Regions from separate parts of the Mus musculus genome. Here region 2 is linked to region 1. Evidence: chromatin loops called from intact Hi-C (ENCODE). Cell type or tissue: gastrocnemius. All regions are shown on one strand.

Evidence for each region. A loop is a pair of places that touch in the nucleus more often than their neighbours do. Peaks named below come from ENCODE experiments on the same cell type or tissue, not always from the same donor. Only the 100,000 strongest peaks of a DNase experiment are listed, where the experiment ranks them.
Region 2: it touches region 1 in a loop (14-fold over the local background); 15 of 42 quality-filtered maps call a loop at or near these places.

What each region holds. Positions count from the first base shown.
Region 1 is chrX:102,696,755-102,704,754 of GRCm38, reverse strand. No RefSeq gene overlaps it. Among named protein-coding and RNA genes, the nearest start is that of Gm9112, 6.9 kb to the left of the region's middle. In gastrocnemius, no CTCF peak of the experiment used is centred here; a DNase peak (open chromatin) is centred at 3,922.
Region 2 is chrX:102,913,104-102,921,103 of GRCm38, reverse strand. No RefSeq gene overlaps it. Among named protein-coding and RNA genes, the nearest start is that of 1700011M02Rik, 8.2 kb to the right of the region's middle. In gastrocnemius, no CTCF peak of the experiment used is centred here; no DNase peak of the experiment used is centred here.

The DNA of each region.
Region 1 (8,000 bases):
TCTTAGTTTATAAATCTATGGATGTTCATGTGAGTGAGCATGTGTGGGTGTGTGTGTCTGTGTGTGTGTGTGTGTGTGTCTGTGTGTGTGTTTCTGTGTGTGTGTCTGTGTGTGTGTGTTTGTGTGTGTCTGTGTGTGTGTGTCTGTGTGTGTGTCTCTGTATGTGTGTGTGTGTGTGAGAGAGAGAGAGAGAGAGAACACTGGTGTCTATTGAAATATTTAGTGAAATGTAGTTTGATGCAGCAGCAACACTAGGAAGAGGAAGAACAAAGGCAGCTGGATTGACCCATGAGGAGCCTCCATAGGTGCTCCTCTTCTCATCCCATACCCAATCTGACTAGCACTCTCCAGGCTGACTCCTATCATGGCCACAGAACAATCTGCACACTGACCACAAGACACTCACTTGTATCATTCAACAGTACCCAGATATTTTTATCTCCCAAATATCCCACCTCTTACCACAATCACCCATCAAATCCTTCTAGGCCAGTGCTTCTCAACCTGTGGGTGGAGACCCCCATGGGGGTTGTATACCATGAATATCAGACACTTTCGCTATGGCTCATAACAGTAAAACCTTAAAGTTCTGAAGTGGCGATGAAATAATATCATGGTTGGGCATGTCCCTGCATTCAGAAGGTTGAGAACCACTGTACTAGGCTCTGAAGGACCTGTCTCTTCCCTCCCACTCTGTACAGAGCTACAAGTCATGGCTTCAAAGGAGAAGATACTTTTGTCTGCCATGCTGTGCTCACAAGTGATTCTCTGTACACTCACCAATAAGACTGCTCTTCTCCTAGCCTGAGACCCTGGACATGGTCCAGTGAAAGTGTTGGCTCTTCCCAGGGCTGAGAACATATGGAGATGTGTCCCTCGGTTCTCATTGCTGTATGGATGCATTTACACTAATATTCTCAAAGAAAGCTCAAAATAAAAATTGTGTGCAATTAAGGTTTACAAGTATATGAAATATTGTGAAATGACTATGATCAAGCTAAATAGCTCTTTGGTTCTCCCCCAGAGTAACCATTATTCCTTTGTGATGAAATCACTCAGACTTCCATCTTGATCGTTTCAAAGGAACAGTAAAGTCTTAAACAACAACAACAATTATATATATGTGTGTGTGTGTGTGTGTGTGTAACATAAGTATTTGATACAGATTTAACTTACAATTGTGTATCATGGAAGAACCCCAAGAAATAGATAAGGTTTATGTGTTTTAAAAGTTATAAGCAACTAAGGCAGCCTATTTATCATGTACTTCATAGATCACATACAGCACATATACAACCTATATCTGTGAATACTATTAACCACGACCACCAAAGTGTACATTATATTCATATGATAAAAAATATGTTTTGCCTGTATATGGTCCCCTTCCCATTTTCCATCTGTACCTCTCAGACACTGGCAACCACTGGCACTTTTCTCTACTTAGGAGATAGTAGGTAACACATTTGTCCATTTTTGTAAATCTCAGTGTAGCTTAGTATTACTTCATCCATGTTATTGAACAACAGCCAACTAAAAGGCATGACACGTTTTCTGTCTGTTTGTGACTAGACGATGGTCCATGTCTTTGTGCACATATGTCTCTGTGTGTGAGAATGGGTATTTTTTAAAGTTGCTGTGGACTGAACATCAGGCTTTTCACTTGGTAAGTAAACAGTCTCCCCCTTGGCCCATCCCCAGCCCATCTTAAAAGGTGAAAGAAATTTAACCGCATCTGCTGAGTTTCACCATGCTGTATTTAAACTTCTTCTCTAGCACACGCAAGTCTTCTACTTGTCATCCCTCTGAATCAGCTTCACAAGTCCCTGGAAATGGAGTCTTTGCCTTCCCACACTTAATTCCAGCTATATTGGTGATCTATTTGTCCACTAACAGACATTTAGATTATGTCTGCTCAAACAAGTATCACAGGTATTGCTTCACCCGGCCTGGGAATGCAGACATTTCTTGGAGTGATTGATTTTATTTCTCTTGGACACACCATCAGTACAGGTGCAGCTAGAAGGTATAGCAGTTCTAAATTTAATGATTTGGGAAACTTTCATGGTGTTTTCAATAGTTGTTGTGCCAATTCCCTCCTTAAGAGTGTTGTACAAGGGGTAATTTGCTCCTTGTTGGCACTAATTCCCGTCTCTGTTGATTTGTTAATGTAAACAAAGGTGAGTTGATGTCTCGCTTTGACTTTCATTCACCTTTTCCCGATGATTATGCTTGAGAACTTTTGTCTATATCGGTTGGCTTTATGTATATCTCCTTTCAACAATGTCTATTCAGGTCCTTAGTCCATTTGTGAACATGGGTATCTGTGGGTTTGTTCTGCTATTGAATTCTGTGCCTTCCAGATGTTTTTGATATTTATCACCCATTGATGCCGACATAAATTCCTGACAACATTGGCACTCTACAGGACAGAGACCTATCACTTTGAAGATTCTGTGCTGGCTAAGTAGTTGCCTGAGGGATGGCCAAAACTTTTCACCTCAGCTGAGACCACATGATTATCTGCCCCTCGTCCTTTGGGGCTGCAGTGAAAACCTTAGTCTCCTAGAGGGAAGGACCTGGAGAGGAAACTACTAAATAACAGTCAAGGCCAAAGGTGAATCTCTCCCTGCCTATTCCCCATACATCTTGAGGCTAAAACAGGGTCCTGTCCAGCACAACCCATTCTCGGGGCAATTCTGAGATGTTTTGTCTCATGGGATTTGGTGGAAGTCAGACACTTATAAGGATGTGAGGACAGTTGACTGGAGTTTTTATAATAGTGATCTAGGATTGTTGGCAGTTGATCCAGAGCTTTGGTTGGTTGTTTTCATGTGAGTTGGGAATGTTTCTGGGTTTTTTTTTTCTTTTACATAATTTCTCACTATATTCAGCAGGTATGGCCTTGTTGGAGTATGAGAGTCACTAGGAGTGGGCTTTGTGGTTTCAATAGCTCTCACCACCATAAGTGAGTGGCTCAGGCTTTCTCTGAACCCTGCTTATGGTCTCAATGTGTTAGCTCACAGCTACTGCTCCAGCACCATGCCTGCCTGCTGCCTGCTAAGCACGATGTCTGTCTGCCTGCTGCCTGCTCCCTGCCATGATTTTCATGACAACTTCTGAAATGGTAAGCAAACCCCCAGCAAAGCACTTCTTTCTTTGGTAAGTTCCATTGCTCATGGTGTCTCCTCATAACGTTAGAGAAGTAGATAAAACACTTGCTGTACATCATTCTAACCTCGAACTTCCAATGCTCCAGCCTTGGTCTCCTGTAATGAGATGGCAGGAATGTGCTCACATGCCAGGCTTATGTGAGTCAGCCTGTTACATGTGTTAGCCATCCACAGTTGAGAGGAAGTAGGTGTGGAGCAGAGGTAATAATGGGAACAATCTACATGGGCCAAGGCCCTTGCATACTACTTGGAGCACTCTCTCTCTCTCTCTCTCTCTCTCTCTCTCTCTCTCTCTCTCTCACACACACACACACACACACACACACACACACACACACACACACACACACAAACACTCTAAAATCAGTTGGCTGTCCCCATACACTTGTATAGATGATCTTGGGACAATGTTCAGCAAAGATTTCTCTACTTTAAAACTGTTTCCCTGTGGTGCAACTCCAAATTCTTTCTTCTCCTACTGAAGATCAAAATCATGCAGTTGGCTGTCTTGCTTCATGCTTGTATACTCAGTGATAATGAGGCTGAGGCAGAAAATTATGAGTTCAAGACCTGCCTGAGTTACATACGGTGACACTCTCCACAAGAGCTACAACAAAGAAAGCAGCTGCTTTGTACACCTATGTCATGGGTCTCCGTTGCCATGACCTCAGGAACAAGCATCATGTTCTAGCAACTTTTCACCAGCTCTGCTACATGCAAGGCCAAGGCACTCTCCCGGTCAGCACCATGGAGAGTTGCCCAGGAATTGGGGCCCTTTTCTAGACTCAAAACTAGATGTGGATCTTCTGCCAAAAGTGGTTAGTGAAGATTTTCTCCCATTCTGTATGCTGTCTCTTCAGTGGATTGGATGCTCTTTGCTGTTGGTATCATTGGTAAAGAAGGCCAAATCTTTATAGGAACTCCTTGTCTCTGGTGATATCTGACTCAAGCACTTTCAGAGTTTCAGGTCTGACATTAAGGCTAGTCAATACTTTGCCATGAATTTCTCCACAGACAGGTGTGGGCTAACATCAGTCTTCTGCAATTGGGGTGTACAATTTCATGTGAATTCAGTATGACAGGAAAAATCTTGCATGCTTTTTTCAACGTGAGGACCACGAGAATATATAGATACATAAAATCATGGGCGTGCTTCTATTAAAGTAGAAAGGAGGCAGTCTAGAAAGAACTTAGGGATTATCAAATGTGGGAGGGAAACAACTTGAGAGTAAGTGGTTGTGGTGGGCTTACTCATGCATGACACTGTCTGCATGAAACTCAGTTATGCAGACCACAAGGAGATACCACTTAAGAAACAAAATATCTACTAGCATGTTGAGCATGTCAAAGAGAAGAATGCTTTCAGGGAAAGGCTTCAGGGGTCTCTCTGAGACAGTTTCTGCCTGTGTGTTTCCCCGTGGTAACCCTTGGCTTCCACTAGTTCGTGGAGGAGAAACCTGGAGTTTGATTACAGATCTATCCTTGGTGGACATGGGGTGTTAAATATGGAGAGCTTATGGGCCGACTCCTAGACCAAGAAGAGCCTCTCTATATGGTCACTGAATTTCCCAACAAAAGGGTGGAAAAAATCTTGCATGTTTTTCAAATTGGGGACCACAAGAATATATAGATACATAAAATTGTGGAAGGGTCGATGCTTCTGTTAAATTAGAAAGGAAGCAATCTAGAAAGAACTTAGGGATTACCAAATGTGGGAGAGAAAAAAATTGAGAGTAAGTGGTTGTGGTGGGCTTACACATGCATGACACTGTCTGCATGAAACTCAGTTCTGTGAACCACAAAGAGATACCACTTAAGACACAAAATGTCTACTGGCATGTTGAGCATGTCAAAGAGAAGAATGCTTTCAGGGAAAGGCTTCACGAGGTCTCTCTGAGACAGTTTCTGCCTGTGTGTTTCCCCGTGGTAACCCTTGGCTTCCACCAGTTCATGGAGGAGAAACCTGGAGTTTGGTTACAGATCTATCCTTGGTGGACCTGGGGTGTTAAACAAGGAAAGTTTATGGGCCATCTCAGAGACCAGGAAGAGCCTCCCTGTATGTTCACTGCATTTGCCAACATAAGGATGGACCTGCAAACTAGAAATATACAAGTGACAAGTGAATGTGATGTGTTTCAGTAAATGCAATGTCAACCATGCAAAATTGCCTTTTCCCTAAGTCTTAAGCTAGACGATTTATAAGCACCACTCTGAATAAGTCACTTCATTGTGGGCCTTGGTGTACTGTGCTCGGAAGAAACTCTTGATTAGAATGGGCTTGGAGGAGAAAGGAGGGAAGGACAAGAAACAGATATGCAAGTTGGGGAGGAATTCCCATGGCTCAACCAAGTGAGGAGAATGTATCAAGTTCCTGGCCAGCATTTACTTATCTGCAGAAGGGGCTGTGGAAAACTGGGCCAGAGGCATGGGGATGAAAGTTTCATAGGGAACAGAACCTCAGCCTTCAAAACACAATGAGATGAATTGGTTTGTGTACCCGTGACACCAACTCCTTTCATATGCCCTATGAACATCACTCTTCTGGAAGGATCTGAATGAGTCTGCACACTGCTGTGGTTGAGACAAGACCTTCCTATATGAAGGAGGAAAACTGAGTCTCCCTGGAGACTCTCCCCATGCAACTGAAAGGGGGTGGGGGTCCTAGAATTAGAGGATAGGTGGCTGGATCTCCCTTCCTTCACCATGATGAGCAAATCAAAAACATGTGGGGTCAGTTTCCATTCAGTGTGAATGATTGGTTCCCACAAAAGGCTAGTGAGCCAGGTCTTTAAGTGTCAGTGCTGTGTAGAATGAATATAGGACTTGACTGACTGTGGTGGTAGGATAGGTTAAAGTCACACAGGCAGGCTGATCAGGAAGCTGAGCCCACTCTCTCTACAGAAAGCTCCCAATCAGGGAAGGCCAGAAGTATCAACACTAGGCCTGAGGATTAACCTGGCAAGGACTGGCTATGCTTAAAACATAGCACTTTCTCTTTTATTATTATTTTATTAATCAATTGTTTCATTTAATTACTTCCCAACTGTTGGTCACACCTCACAGAGTTTTTCAACAGTTCCCTTTCATCTGTGCCTCTGACTAGATGCTTTATCACAGCAACCTCCCTCACTGTGCCTACAAGTATCTACAGAATTAGGCGCATCCTCTCCCACTGAGGCCAGACAAAGCAGTGTTGTGCTACATGTGTACCAGGGGCCTCAGACCAGCCCAGTGTTTGCTCTTTGGCTGCAGTCTTAATCTCTGGGGTCTCCAAGGGGTCACAATTATCTGACACTGGTGGTCTTCCTATGGAGTTGCCATCCCCTTCAGTTCCTTAGTCATCAGGGAAATGCAAATCCAAATGATGCTGAGATTCCACCTTACGCCAATCAGAATGGAAAAGATCCAAGCCCCAAGTGACAGCATATGCTGGTGAGGATGTGCAGAAAGAGGAACACTTCTCCATTGCTGGTGGGATTGAAAGCTGGTACAACCACTCTGGAAATCAAACTGGTGGCTCGTCAGAAAATTGGAAGTAGTTCTTCCTGAACGTCCATCTATATCGCTCCTGCAACGCAAAAGATGCTCCACTATACAAGGACACATGTTCCAGTATGTTCACAGCAGCATTATTCACAATGGATAGAAAGTAGAAGCATTCCAGATGTCTGTCCCTCAACTGAAGCATGGATACAGAAAATGTGGTTCTTCTACACAATGGAATACTATTCAGCTATTAAAAACATGAACATCATGAATCTGTCAGGTAAATGGATAGAAACAGAAAATAATATCCTGAGTGAGGTAACTAAATCCCAAAAGGACATGAATGTTATGCACACACTGGTAAGTGAATGTTTGCCCAAAAGTGCAGAATATCCATGATACAACCCACGGGCCCTGAGAAATTAAACAAGAAGGAAGGCCCAATTGAAGATGCTTGAATCCCACTTAGAAGGGGGATCAAGATAAGCATGGGAGGCAGAGAGAGGAAGGAACCTAGGTGAGAGATGGGAAGGAGAAGGCAAAGAGAAAGCAGGATGTGGGAAGAGATAGGATGAGGCCCAGAGAGCCAGGAGAATGAATGGAAAATGCAGCCATGGGGAGAAGTGTGGGAGGTTGGGGGAACCTTAGGAAAGTCACAGAGACCTGGAATGGGGAGACTCCCAGGACTCAGTGAGGATGACATTAGCCGAAATGCCAATAGTGGGACTGTGGAACCTGAAGAGACCACCCCCAGTAGTTAGACAGTACCCCCAGTGGAGGGACGGTGACACCAACACACCTTCAAAATATTTGAACCAAAATTACTCTTGTCTTTAAAAATTCAGGGACATAAATGGAACAGCGACCAAAGGAATAGCCAAACAGTGACCTGCCCAATTTGGGATCCATCCCATGGGTAGGTACCAATCCCTGAAATTATTATAGATGTTATGGTGTGCTTACAGACAGAAGCCTAGCATGGCTTTCCTCTGAGAGGGTCTACCAGCAGCTGACTGAGACAGATACACACAACCTAGCATTGGACTGAGGTCCTGACCCCTATGGGGAATAGTTAGGAAGGCGGTTGAAACACTGTACTGTCTATCCCCGGGTCTCTCTCCCTCTCTCCTCTTATTTCTCCCTTTCCTGCCTTCATCTTTGTTACTAGCCAAGGTCTTAGTCATGTGCTGGCATATTCAACACTATCACGTCCTTGAGCTTCTGAACTTCCTGCTTCCACCTTCTAAGTTTTATTTATAAAATTTTAGATATGTGTGACCACACCTAGTTTATGGGGTGGCATGGATAAATCCTCTGGCCACATACATGCAAGGAGAGCCC
Region 2 (8,000 bases), 220 kb before region 1:
TGTTCTAGAAGAGTTCTTAGACTCGTGTTGCTGCACCTACTTGAAATATGTAGTCAGGGCATGGGTGTGGGGCTCAGGATAGCATGGAATATAGATGAGAGAGCACTCAGCAACTTCCAATACCTAGGGGACAGTTACAAGAATGCAGTAGCCCTTACAGCCACACACAATTACGCAAGCAGTGGGGTAGCCCTCTTGTTCTTTTTGATTTTCTGGGGATTTTTTTTAGAGGGGTGTTTCAGTGGAGAACATTCTAGACATGGAAAACAGAAGACAAAGGGAGCTCCCATGGCTTCTGTACACATCGTTCCAGCACTAGAACCTTCATGAGGGGGGGATTTTGAGCTGGAGGCAGTAACATGAGCCCAACACATCCATTTGGCATGATTCCCATTACTAAGGAAGCCAAAATTCCCAATCAAAGCCTTAACGTCTGACATCCAGTTTTGTGCCTCTGGATTTTCTCAGCACCTGTAACCATGCCCTGCTGTTATTTTACTGAATTCTTCCAAGTGGCAGAAACAGACAGGGTGATACATTGTGACATCAATGACCAGAGCTGATTGATGACACCTTGCTGTATGGAACTATCTCTGGTCAGGGTAGTGGTGTAAGTTACTACTTCCCTCTAAGCCCTAATGTGGTTTCTGGGACATAATGGCTCCTATTGATCCACCTCTGTAACCTTCCACCCACAGTCATCTCGCTCAGCACTACAGCTGTCCCTCAGTCCCTGATTGTATCAACCACTCAGAATAAAGTATCAGAAAGCAGTACTATGGTAACCTTAATGTCTTGGTCACTTACTGTCACCTAATCCAAAACATTCAAACCATTTAAACAGAAGGCAGACAGTCTCGTGGGCAGGGATGACAAATATTATTCAACCACAGTGAGAAAACAAACCGTATACAAAGATGCTAGACAGTCCTGTGTGCCGGGACAACAAATATCCCAAAACCACACCCCTGAAATGAGCTTAGCAGTTGAGAAACTTGGAAAGGAAGGGCCTGGGAGCAGCAGACAGAACTTGATCATCACCTGTGACTCCATGTTTGTGGCTCTGTTGTTATCTGAGTTCCTCATTTGCCTCCCTTGGGGAGGAGGACAGAGGGATAAGTGATCCTTGAGCAATTGGAGAATTTGTGGCCCTTGCTAGAGTTCTCCTGGTGAGATGGAAAGCTGGGTTTGGTGCTTTGAGAGATGCAGGGACTGGCTGGGTGCCTGCATGATGCACCCCAGCTCAGATATCATCTATCTACTGCCTAAAGGAGTCCACTGAAACTCTAGGTAAAGATTGAGCTTCCTTAGCCAATATGGCTTATGTAAATGTACTTTGGTGTCGATCAAAGGGCATATTGGGTCTGGGGAATATAGCTTTGTTGCCACAGGGCTCTCCTTGCATGCATGGGGCCAGAGGATTTATCCATGCCACCCCATAAACTAGGTGTGGTCACACATATCTAAAACTTTATAAATAAAACTTAGAAGGTGGAAGCAGGAAGTTCAGAAGCTCAAGGACGTGATAGTGTTGAATATGCCAGCACATGACTAAGACCTTGGCTAGTAACAAAGATGAAGGCAGGAAAGGGAGAAATAAGAGGAGAGAGGGAGAGAGACCCGGGGATAGACAGTACAGTGTTTCAACCGCCTTCCTAACTATTCCCCATAGGGGTCAGGACCTCAGTCCAATGCTAGGTTGTGTGTATCTGTCTCAGTCAGCTGCTGGTAGACCCTCTCAGAGGAAAGCCATGCTAGGCTTCTGTCTGTAAGCACACCATAGCATCTATAATAATTTCAGGGATTGGTGCCTACCCATGGGATGGATCCCAAATTGGGCAGGTCACTGTTTGGCTATTCCTTTGGTCGCTGTTCCATTTACGTCCCTGAATTTTTTTAAGACAGGAGTGGTCTTGGGTCAAATATTTTGAAAGTGTGTTGGTGTCACCGTCCCTCCACTGGGGGTACTGTCTAACTACTGGGGGTGGTCTCTTCAGGTTCCACAGTCCCACTATTGGCATTTCGGCTAATGTCATCCTCACTGAGTCCTGGGAGTCTCCCCATTCCAGGTCTCTGGGACTTTTCTAAGGTTCCCCCAACCTCCCACACTTCTCCCCATGGCTGCATTTTCCATTCATTCTCCTGGCTCTCTGGGCCTCATCCTATCTCTTCCCACATCCTGCTTTCTCTTTGCCTTCTCCTTCCCATCTCTCACCTAGGTTCCTTCCTCTCTCTGCCTCCCATGCTTATCTTGATCCCCCTTCTAAGTGGGATTCAAGCATCTTCAATTGGGCCTTCCTTCTTGTTTAATTTTTCAGGGCCCGTGGGTTGTATCATGGATATTCTGCACTTTTGGGCAAACATTCACTTACCAGTGTGTGCATAACATTCATGTCCTTTTGGGATTTAGTTACCTCACTCAGGATATTATTTTCTGTTTCTATCCATTTGCCTGACAGATTCATGATGTTCATGTTTTTAATAGCTGAATAGTATTCCATTGTGTAGAAGAACCACATTTTCTGTATCCATGCTTCAGTTGAGGGACAGACATCTGGAATGCTTCTACTTTCTATCCATTGTGAATAATGCTGCTGTGAACATACTGGAACATGTGTCCTTGTATAGTGGAGCATCTTTTGCGTTGCAGGAGAGATATAGCTTGATGTTCAGGAAGAACTACTTCCAATTTTCTGAGGAACCACCAGTTTGATTTCCAGAGTGATTGTACCAGCTTGCAATCCCTCCAGCAATGAAGGAATGTTCCTCTTTCTGCACATCCTCACCAGCATATGCTGTCACTTGGGGCTTGGATCTTTTCCATTCTGATTGGCGTAAGGTGGAATCTCAGCATCATTTGGATTTGCATTTCCCTGATGACTAAGGAACTGAAGGGGATGGCAACTAAATAGGAAGACCACCAGTATCAGATAATTGTGATCTCTTGGAGACCCCAGAGATTAAGACTGCAGCCAAAGAGCAAACACGGGCTGGTCTGAGGCCCCTGGTACACATGTAGCACAACACTGCTTTGTCTGGCCTCAGTGGGAGAGGATGCGCCTAATTCTGTAGATACTTTTAGGCACAGTGAGGGAGGTTGCCATGGTGGGGCACCCAGTCAGAGGCACAGGTGAGGAGGGACTTTTGAAAAACTCTGTGAGGGGTGACCAACAGTTTGAAGTAATTAAATGAAACAATTGATTAGTAAAATAATAATAAAAGAGAAAGTGCTATGTTTTAAGCATAGCCAGTCCTTGCCAGGATAATCCTCAGGCCTAGTGTTGATACTTCTGGCCTTCCCTGATTGGGAGCTTTCTGTAGAGAGAGTGGGCTCAGCTTCCTGATCAGCCTGCCTCTGTGACTTTAACCTATCCTACCACCACAGTCAGTCAAGTCCTATATTCATTCTACACAGCACTGACACTTAAAGACCTGGCTCACTAGCCCTTTGTGGGAACCAATCATTCACACTGAATGGAAACTGACCCCACATGTTTTTGATTTGCTCATCATGGGGAAGGAAGGGAGATCCAGCCACCTATCCTCTAATTCTAGGACCCCCACCCCCTTTCAGTTGCATGGGGAGAGTCTCCAGGGAGACTCAGTTTTCCTCCTTCATATAGGAAGGTCTTGTCTCAACCACAGCAGTGTGCAGACTCATTCAGATCCTTCCAGAAGAGTGATGTTCATAGGGCATATGAAAGGAGTTGGTGTCACGGGTACACAAACCAATTCATCTCATTGTGTTTTGAAGGCTGAGGTTCTGTTCCCTCTGAAACTTTCATCCCCATGTCCCTGGCCCAGTTTTCCACAGCCCCTTCTGCAGATAAGTAAATGCTGGCCAGGAACTTGATACATTCTCCTCACTTGGTTGAGCCATGGGAATTCCTCCCCAACTTGCATATCTGTTTCTTGTCCTTCCCTCCTTTCTCCTCCAAGCCCATTCTAATCAAGAGTTTGTTCCCAGCACAGTACACCAAGGCCCACAATGAAGTGATTTATTCAGAGTGGTGCTTATAAATCGTCTAGCTTAAGACTTAGGGAAAGGGCAATTTTGCATGGTTGACATTGCATTTAGTGAAACACATCACATTCACTTGTCACTTGTATATTTTCAGTTTGCAGGTCCATCCTTATGTTGGCAAATGCAGTGAACATACAGGGAGGCTCTTCCTGGTCTCTGAGATGGCCCATAAACTTTCCATATTTAACACCCCAGGTCCACCAAGGATAGATCTGTAACCAAACTCCAGGTTTCTCCTCCATGAACTGGTGGAAGCCAAGGGGTACCACGGGGAAACACACAGGCAGAAACTGTCTCAGAGAGACCTCGTGAAGCCTTTCCCTGAAAGCATTCTTCTCTTTGACATGCTCAACATGCCAGTAGACATTTTGTGTCTTAAGTGGTATCTCTTTGTGGTTCACAGAACTGAGTTTCATGCAGACAGTGACATGTATGAGTAAGCCCACCACAACCACTTACTCTCAAGTTTTTTCTCTCCCACATTTGGTAATCCCTAAGTTCTTTCTAGATTGCTTCCTTTCTAATTTAACAGAAGCATCCACACATCCACATTTTTATGTATCTATATATTCTTGTGGTCCCCAATTTGAAAAAATTGCAAGATTTTTTCTATCCTTATGTTGGGAAATTCAGTGAACATATAGAGAGGCTCTTCTTTGTCTAGGAGTCGGCCCATAAGCTCTCCATATTTAACACCCTATGTCCACCAAGGATAGATCTGTAACCAAACTACAGGTTTCTCCTCCAGGAACTGGTGGAAGCCAAGGGTTACCACGCGGAAACCCACAGGCAGAAACTGTCTCAGAGAGACTCCTGAAGCCTTTCCCTGAAAGCATTCTTCTCTTTGACATGCTCAACATGCTAGTAGATGTTTTGTTTCTTAAGTGCTATCTCCTTGTGGTCTGTATAACTGAGTTTCATGCAGACAGTGTCATGCATGAGTAAGCCCACCACAACCACTTACTCTCAAGTTGTTTCCCTCCCACATTTGATAATCCCTAAGTTCTTTCTAGACTGCCTCCTTTCTACTTTAATAGAAGCACACCCATGATTTTATGTAACTATATATTCTTGTGGTCCCCAAGTTGAAAAAAGCATGCAAGATTTTTCCTGTCATACTGAATTCACATGAAATTGTACACCCCAATTGCAGAAGACTGGTGTTAGCCCACACCTGTCTGTGGAGAAATTCATGGCAAAGTAAATGACTAGCCTTAATGTCAGACCTGAAACTCTGAAAGTGCTTGAGTCAGATATCACCAGAGATAAGGAGTTCCTATAAAGATTTGGCCTTCTTTACCAATGATACCAACAGCAAAGAGCATCCAATCCACTGAAGAGACAGCATACAGAAAGGGAGAAAATCTTCACTAACCACTTTTGGCAGAAGATCCACATCTAGTTTTGAGTCTAGAAAAGGGCCCCAATTCCTGGGCAACTCTCCATGGTGCTAGTCGGGAGAGTGCCTTGGCCTTGCATGTAGCAGAGCTGGTGAAAAGTTGCTAGAACATGATGCTTGTTCCTGAGGTCATGGCAATGGAGACCCATGACATAGGTGTACAAAGCAGCTGCTTTCTTTGTTGTAGCTCTTGTGGAGAGTGTCACCGTATGTGACTCAGGCAGGTCTTGAACTCATCATTTTCTGCCTCAGCCTCATTATCACTGAGTATACAAGCAAGAAGCAAGACAGCCAACTGCATGATTTTGATCTTCAGTAGGAGAAGAGAGAATTTGGATTTGTGCCACAGGGAAACATTTTTAAAGTAGAGGAATCTTTGCTGAACATTGTCCCCAAGATCATCTATACAAGTGTATGGGGACAGCCAACTGACTTTAGAGTGTGTGTGTGTGTGTGTGTGTGTGTGTGTGTGTGTGTCTGTGTGTCTGTGTGTCTGTGTGTCTGTGTTTGCTCCAAGTAGTATGCAAGGGCCTAGGCCCATGTAGATTGTTCCCATTATTACCTCTGCTCCACACCTACTTCCTCTCAACTGTGGATGGCTAGCACATGTAACAGGCTGACTCACATAAGCCTGGCATGTCAGCACATGCCTGCCATCTCATTACAGGAGACCAAGGCTGGAGCATTTGAAGTTTGAGGTTAGAATGATGTACAGCATGTGTTGCATGTCAGTGTTTTATCTACTTCTCTAACGTTATGAGGAGACAGCATGAGCAATGGAACTTACCAAAGAAAGAAGTGCTTTGCTGGGGGTTTGCTTACCATTTCAGAAGTTGTCATGAAAATCATGGCAGGGAGCAGGCAGCAGGCAGACAGACATCGTGCTTAGCAGGCAGCAGGCAGGCATGGTGCTGGAGCAGTAGCTGTGAGCTAACACATTGAGACCATAAGCAGGGTTCAGAGAAAGCCTGAGCCACTCACTTATGGTGGTGAGGGCTTTTGAAACCTCAAAGCCCACTCCCAGTGACTCACATACTCCAACAAGGCCATACCTGCTGAATATAGTGAGAAATTATGTAAAAGAAAAAAAACCCCAGAAACATTCCCAACTCACATGAAAACAACCAACCAAAGCTCTGGATCAACTGCCAACAATCCTAGATCACTATTATAAAAACTCCAGTCAACTGTCCTCACATCCTTATAAGTGTCTGACTTCCACCAAATCCCATGAGACAAAACATCTCAGAATTGCCCCGAGAATGGGTTGTGCTGGACAGGACCCTGTGTGAGCCTCAAGATGTATGGGGAATAGGCAGGGAGAGATTCACCATTGGCCTTGACTGTTATTTAGTAGTTTCCTCTCCAGGTCCTTCCCTCTAGGAGACTAAGGTTTTCACTGAAGTCACAAGGGATGAGGGGCAGATAATCATGTGGTCTCAGCTGAGGTGAAAAGTTTTGGCCATCCCTCAGGCAACTACTTAGCCAGCACAGAATCTTCTAAGTGTTAGGTCTCTTTCCTGTACAGTGCCAATGTTGTCAGGAATTTATGTCGGCATCAATGGGTGATAAATATCAAAAACTTCTGGAAGGCACAGAATTCAATAGCAGAACAAACCCACAGATACCCATGTTCACGAATGGACTAAGGACCTGAATAGACATTTTTGAAAGGAGATATACATAAAGCCAACCGATATAGACAAAAGTTCTCAAGCATAATCATCGGGAAAAGGTGAATGAAATTCAAAGGGAGACATCAACTCACCTTTGTTTTCATTAACAAATCATCAGAGACGGGAATTAGTGCCAACACGGAGCAAATTACCCCTTGTACAACACTCTTAAGGAGGGAATTGGCACAACAACTATTGAAAACACCATGAAAGTTTCCCAAAACTTTAAATTTAGAACTGCCATACATTCTAGCTGCACCTGTACTGATGGTGTGTCCAAGAGAAATAAAATCAATCACTCCAAGAAATGTCTACATTCCCAGGCCGGGTGAAGCAATACCTGTGATACTTGTTTGAGCAGACATAATCTAAATGTCTGTTACTGGACAAATAGATCACCAATATAGCTGGATCTAAGTGTGGGAAGGCAAAGACTCCATTTCCAGGGACTTGTGAAGCTGATTCAGAGGGATGACAAGTAGAGGACTTGCGTGTGCTAGAGAAGAAGTTTAAATACAGCATGGTGAAACTCAGCAGATGCGGTTAAATTTCTTTCACCTTTTAAGATGGGCTGGGGATGGGCCAAGGGGGAGACTGTTTACTTACCAAGTGAAAAGCCTGATGTTCAGTCCACAGCAACTTTAAAAAATACCCATTCTCACACACAGAGACATATGTGCACAAAGACATGGACCATCGTCTAGTCACAAACAGACAGAAAACTTGTCATGCCTTTTAGTTGGCTGTTGTTCAATAACATGGATGAAGTAATACTAAGCTACACTGAGATTTACAAAAATGGACAAATGTGTTATCTACTATCTCCTAGGTAGAGAAAAGTGCCAGTGGTTGCCATTGTTTGAGAGGTACAGATGGAAAATGGGAAGGGGACCATATACAG